2 separate regions of the Homo sapiens genome follow, and region 1 is linked to region 2. Evidence: chromatin loops called from intact Hi-C (ENCODE). Cell type or tissue: heart right ventricle. All regions are shown on one strand. Each heading gives the region's core, and the rest is flanking DNA. Links, peaks and the distances in the headings are about the cores only.

What was found. Hi-C counts contacts between places; a loop is a spot of excess contacts. Peaks named below come from ENCODE experiments on the same cell type or tissue, not always from the same donor. Only the 100,000 strongest peaks of a DNase experiment are listed, where the experiment ranks them.
Region 1: a loop joins it to region 2, with 4 times the contacts of the local background. A loop is called at or near these places in 59 of 110 quality-filtered maps.

What each region holds. Positions count from the first base shown.
Region 1 is chr1:114,351,977-114,354,893 of GRCh38, reverse strand. It overlaps the pseudogene LOC100421116. Among named protein-coding and RNA genes, the nearest start is that of TRIM33, 160 kb to the left of the region's middle. RefSeq lists enhancers at 1,393-1,893, 1,894-2,394 and a silencer at 1,733-2,027. In heart right ventricle, for the core only: no CTCF peak of the experiment used is centred there; a DNase peak (open chromatin) is centred at 1,463.
Region 2 is chr1:114,416,293-114,419,209 of GRCh38, reverse strand. All of the region lies in intron 11 of TRIM33 (tripartite motif containing 33), which reads left to right. Among named protein-coding and RNA genes, the nearest start is that of TRIM33, 93 kb to the left of the region's middle. In heart right ventricle, for the core only: no CTCF peak of the experiment used is centred there; no DNase peak of the experiment used is centred there.

The sequences.
Region 1 (2,917 bases), core at 216-2,715, 64 kb after region 2:
TTTTTTAGTTTTTTGTAGAGATGGGGTGTCACTATGTTGCCTAGGCTAGTATCAAACTCCTGGGCTTAAGTGATTATCCAACTTGACCTCCCAAAGTGCTGGGATTACAGATGTAAGCCACCACATCTTGGCAGCTTCCATTCTCCTGGGCATCAGGACTCTATCACTCTAGCTATCTCTAATCTCTTCAGCTGTCTACTAAACTCCTCTTCAACTGGCCCACATTAGGAGGATTTAATGAAAGTCTTAAACCATACATTTTGTGGATTCATCAATGCTGAATTGTAGTAGCTGGCAGGAGAATTTATAATTGTGATAAGCGAACTGCTATCACTGCTTCTCCTGGAATTATAAAGGGAGACTGAGCTTGGGGCAACCTGAGTGATTTCAGAGACATGCAATATCTCATAGGTGGTGAGGAGGGAAAATGCTCGGTTTGTCTATGACAGACGCTTTCCTGGGTTTGAGACAGCAATAGTAGCCAGTCCCTATCCTGAAGTCTGGGTAGTGGGAGGATGCCTACTGTTGCTTGGATATTGAATGTTTCTGTTCCACTGAAGTGGCTGCTGAAGTATAGAGTGGTACCTCCTCTTCATCCTCTTCCAAATCTGAGAGTTGAAAGACAGCATCCCCAGGTGATTGGGTAAAACCTTTAGAGACAATACCAGGTTGCGGGGTCAAGAACAGTTCTCAAGTTCGGTTAAACAAGCCATTGCCAATGGTGCAGTTTGTGATCCTTTGAGGGGCTTGACTTGGAATTTTTCTGGCACAAAACCTGGAAGGGATCGGCACTACTGAGGCCTGTGATCCCTACCTGGTCGGTGCAGAGAAAGGCAAAGCTGTCTGTGGCCAGGCCCTTCTTTCTGGCCATTCAGAATCTCCATCTTCTGTTCCCATTCTTCAGCAAGACTAAGGCAGCAGCAGGACTAACTCTAAGACAATATAGACCATGTTTTAAAGATATTTAGCTACAGTGAGAAAGAGACAGAGAAGAAGTAAGCATGAAAGGGGATAGTTTGTTTATTAATGAGATAGTGGATCAAGTTCAAAGATGGTATGAGGGACCAACAGAGGAGAAGTTCGAGACTGAAGAGAGCTGGGATAATCAATTGAGTAAGTGTCCCAGGGTGGGATCAGCAAGGAGATGTGTGGGAGATGGGATCCAGAGCACGATGGTAGGATTTGCTTCTTACTTCCCCCACCCCCTAACCACGTTCTATTTTGGATGAAGAAAGCTTCCCTTAAGCAAACCAGACTAAAGGGAAACCAAGGATGGCCTTGCATGTCTTAATATTTCTTTATGTTTCAGACTGGCTTTTGCACTTTCCTGCAAGCTGACTCACACAGTCAGAAGGCCCTACCTCCTCCATGTGAAAACGGAGAGTTAATTTGCATGCTGCTGCCTTTGCCAAGCCTTCCTGTCTTACGTCCCCTCCCAGTTCCAGTGGCCCTCCCTCCTCCCCCACAGCTGGCCCACTGCCCACCTGTACTGTGGTACTGTCTGCCTGGAGTCTGAGGTCTTGCCTGCTCTACTTCCTGACTGAGCTTCCCCTGCACGGCAGAGAGGTCCTTCTCACCTAGCATCCTACTGAGGGCCTGCCACGGAGTAGGTATTTAATGAATGCTTCCCAATTCAGATGAAAAGAAATCTCATTCCATTAAGTTATTGATTTCGAATTGAAATTTTATCATTAATTGTGGGAGGCAACCCTGACTTCTTAGGCCCAATCCTCTCCTGTAGGTCTCCTAGAGAAAGACATGATTGGGAAGCAGAAAGGGTTTGATAGCTCAGCCTTCCCCATCTCCCCTTGGCTGCTCAGCGGAGCTGCCTCTTGAGAAATGCTGAGCTGCCTGCCAGCCCGTGCAGCCTGTCAGCTCCCATCTGCCAGCCCCATCTGCTCTTCCCCAGCCACACTGCTGTTCGCTGCTGCTGCTGGGCCCTCTCCTATCATCTCTGGCTCGGCCTCTACTTGCTGCCTCTCAGCTTCTCCCCAGGGAGCTGGTTGCCCTGACTTCCTTTGCACCTATTCTCCTCCTCCTGCCAGTTTCGGCTCAATTACCCTCCCCACACCGACTCATTCCTCCTGCAAGGGGTCTGAGGCTCCACTATCGAGCAGTCAAAAGGAAAAAAACATGGAGCCTTGCCTTTCCACCACACACACCACCTCCAACTCAGGCAGGCAGTCTCCCTGCTGAGGTTGAGGAGGGCAAGGCCTGAGGGTCTTACAGCAAGACAGGTCTCCTTAGGTGGGCAGCAAGCTCCTAGGCTGGGAACGGACAGAATCTTACTGCTCAATGGAATCTCAGATATCAAGTCTAGAGGCAGATGGGGAACAGCAACCCTGGAGGAGAGGCATATTGACCGGGGTGACACTGTTGGCTCCCTACAGAGCAGAGACTGGAACACAGGTTTCCTGACTTCATCCAGCCAATATTTACTGAGCATCATCTGTGTGCCAGGCAATTGATTAGATCCACACCTACCTCAAGAAGCTCATGGTCTCGTTTGCACTCCCAGCACAGGGCTCTTCCCAGTCACAGCTGCTGATATAGGATAAGTTTTAAGGCATTGCTATAAGCAAAAATGATTGCCATCTTCCTAACTTCATGCATGGCAAGGGCTTAAATGTCCTCACATCTTTATCCAACAAATTGGTCTCACTTTTCCCAGCCCCAGGTTTACAACAGCAGGGTTCACACAACCATCCTTTTTGCTTGTGGGGTGAGATTGTCCTAGGGGTGCTGGAGAATAACCTGGGTTTTACGCAGTGGTGATCAGGAGACCCCAGAGGCTTTGTCTCTGCAGCCTGCCTGCCTCCGACATGTTAACAGCAATCAGTATGATTTTGACCAATTTTTCTGACTTCACAGTTCCCGGGAAGCCCTTTTCTACATCAGACAGTTCCCTGTGAGCAAC
Region 2 (2,917 bases), core at 258-2,757:
TTTTTTTTTGAGATGGTGTCTAGCTCTGTTGCCCAGGCTGGAGTACAGTGGCGCAATCTCGACTCACTGCAGCCTCTGCCTCTGAGGCTCAAGCTGTTCTCCTTCCTCAGCCTCCCAAGTAGCTGGAAGCACACGCCCCCAGGCCTGGCTAATTTTTGTGTTTTAGTAGAGATGGAGTTTCATCATGTTGACCAGGCTGGTCTTGAACTCCTGACCTCTGCCTTGGCCTCCCAAGGTACTAGGATTACAGGTGTGAGCCACTGCGCCTGGCAGCTTAGGGGTTTTTCAAAGGTAGTTTGGAGGAAGGGGTGGGGGCAGTAAGGCAATGGGTGCTTGCTGCTGATTGGTTGGGGAATGCAGTCATAGGGGTGTGGGAAAATCCCCCTTAATTGCTGAATCGCTTCTGGGTGGGGCCACAGGAGGGCTTGTTGGAGGGCTTGTTGGGTCCAGGTGGAGCCATTGTCAGTGTCAGACATGCGAGAAACCTCAAAAGATATCTAAAAAGGCCAATCTTAAGTTCAGCAATAGTGATGTTATCTGCAGGAGTAATTAAGGAAGTTGTCTATATTATGACCTCCAGAGTAATGGCTGGCAGTCCTTTATGTCAACACCTTAGCAGAATTCAGGCTCCTTTCCTCCTCCTAGCCTGGTGGTCTCTTTTTAACTTTACAAAGGCAGTTGAGTTTTGGGGAAGGGCTATTATGTAAACCATAAACTAAATGTCTCCCAAAGTCAGCTTGTCTCAAGCCCAGGAATAATTAATATCAGCATGAAGGTTAAAGGCAAAGAAGAGGGAGGTTGACTAGATCAGATCCTCCCCGACTCTTTCACTGATAGAATTTTTGCAAAGGCAGTGATACAGTTTGGCTCTGTGTCCTCACCCAAATCTCACCTCGAATTGTAATCCCTACTGGTCGAGGGAAGGACCTGTTAGGAAGTGATTGGATCATGGCGGTGGTTTCCCTCATGCTGTTCTCACAAGATCTGATGGTTTTTAAAGTGGCAGTTTCCTCTGCACTCACTCTCTCTCCTACTGCCTTGTGAAGGTGCCTGCTTCCCCTTTGCCTTCTGCCATGATTGTAGGTTTCCTGGGGCCTCCCCAGCCATGCAGAACTGTGAGTCAATTTAAACCGCTTTTGTTTATAAATTACCCAGTCTCAGGTAGTATCTTTATAGCAGTGTGAAAACGAACTGATGCAGTTTCATTGGTGACTTTCCTAGAGTCACATGATAGATAGAAAAGTTGGAATTTTAGGCTGGGTGCAGTGGCTCACGCCTGTAATCCCAGCACTTTGGGAGGCTGAGGCAGGCAGATCACCTGAGGTCAGGAGTTTGAGACCAGCCTGACCAACATGGAGAAACCCCATCTACTAAAAATACAAAATTAGCCGGGCATGGTGGTGCATGCCTGTAATCCCAGCTATTTGGGAGGCTGAGGCAGGAGAATTGCTTGAACCTGGGAGGTGGAGGTTCCAGTGAGCCGAGATCGCGCCATTGCACTCCAGCCTGGGTAACAAGAGTGAAACTCTATCTCAAGAAAAATAAATAAATAAATAAATAATAAGAAAAGTTGGAGTTTTAAGTCCAGACTACTAATTATAAATCCAGTTCTTTCTCCACACTACCTGTAACAATACCAGGGAGGCAGTGTGGGATTGTAGGCCTGGAAACACATGGTATTGACAGCTTTGGGCAGCCAGAGGTATGTACAGTATAACAATGTCATTCAGTTTTTACTAAGCACTTACTGTATGCTAAAGTCCTCAAGCATTGAGGATAAGATAAACAAGACTTGGTTCTAGTTCTTAAGAAACTTAGAAAGGGAGAGGCAAGTATCATCTACTTTTTTATTGAAATACAATTCATATACCATGAGATCCACTCTAAAAATGTACAGTTCAGTGGCTTTTAATGCATTCACAAGATTGTACAACCATTACCACTAATTCAAGAATATTTTCATCACCTCAAAAGAAATGGTACTCATTAGCAGTCACTCATATCCTTCTCTTCCAGCCCCTGGAAACCACTAATCTACTTTGTCTCTGTGGACATTCCACATGTGAATGGAATTATATTTGGCCTTTGATGTCTGGCTTCTTTTACTTAGCATAATGTTTTCCAGGTCTATCCATGTTTTAGCATGTATTAGGATTTCATTTTTTATGGCTGAATAATATTTCATTGTATACATATATCATTTGTTCATCATTGAACATTTGCTTTTCTTCTCTGGCTGTCAGGAATAATGCTGCTGTGAGCTTTCATTTACAAGTTCATACAAGTATGAACGTAGTGTACCAGGCTGTTGTTGCATTGCTGTTTATAAAGAAAAGAGGTTTAATTGTGTAACTGTTCTGCAGGTTTACAGGAAGCATATTCAGGCACATTTATGGATTATTTTTAACTCTTTTTCTACTGAATTTGGCTAGATTAAGAATTCACATGGAGAAAACCTAGCATTAGCATTAGTTTAAGCTGGTGAAATAGCCAAGACAGCTAAGTTTAAGACTCAAATGTAGAGGTGAAGTCTCAATTTTCTTTTGCCTAATCAAGAAAAACTTCCTCAAGGACTGAATTATACTTTAGTGTGTAGATATGAGATATATTTGTTGGTCAAGATAGAGTATGGTATATGCAATGGCTTGAGGGAGTGAGAAGGCACAACTGGAGTAATACAGAAGTGAGTTGTTATACAAAATAGAATAGATGAGGAATTATTTGTATAGCTTTTGATTATACTAAGTCAGATGTATTAATGGTGATATAGTTAGGTAACTAGAAGAAATATATTAAAATGAAGAATTTTAGCATTTACATTTTATTTATGCAAGAAGGTAATAGGAGATAGTAAATGGAAAACAGGGAATGTTTTGTAGTATATTTAGTGTTTCACTTATGGTACAGTACATGTATC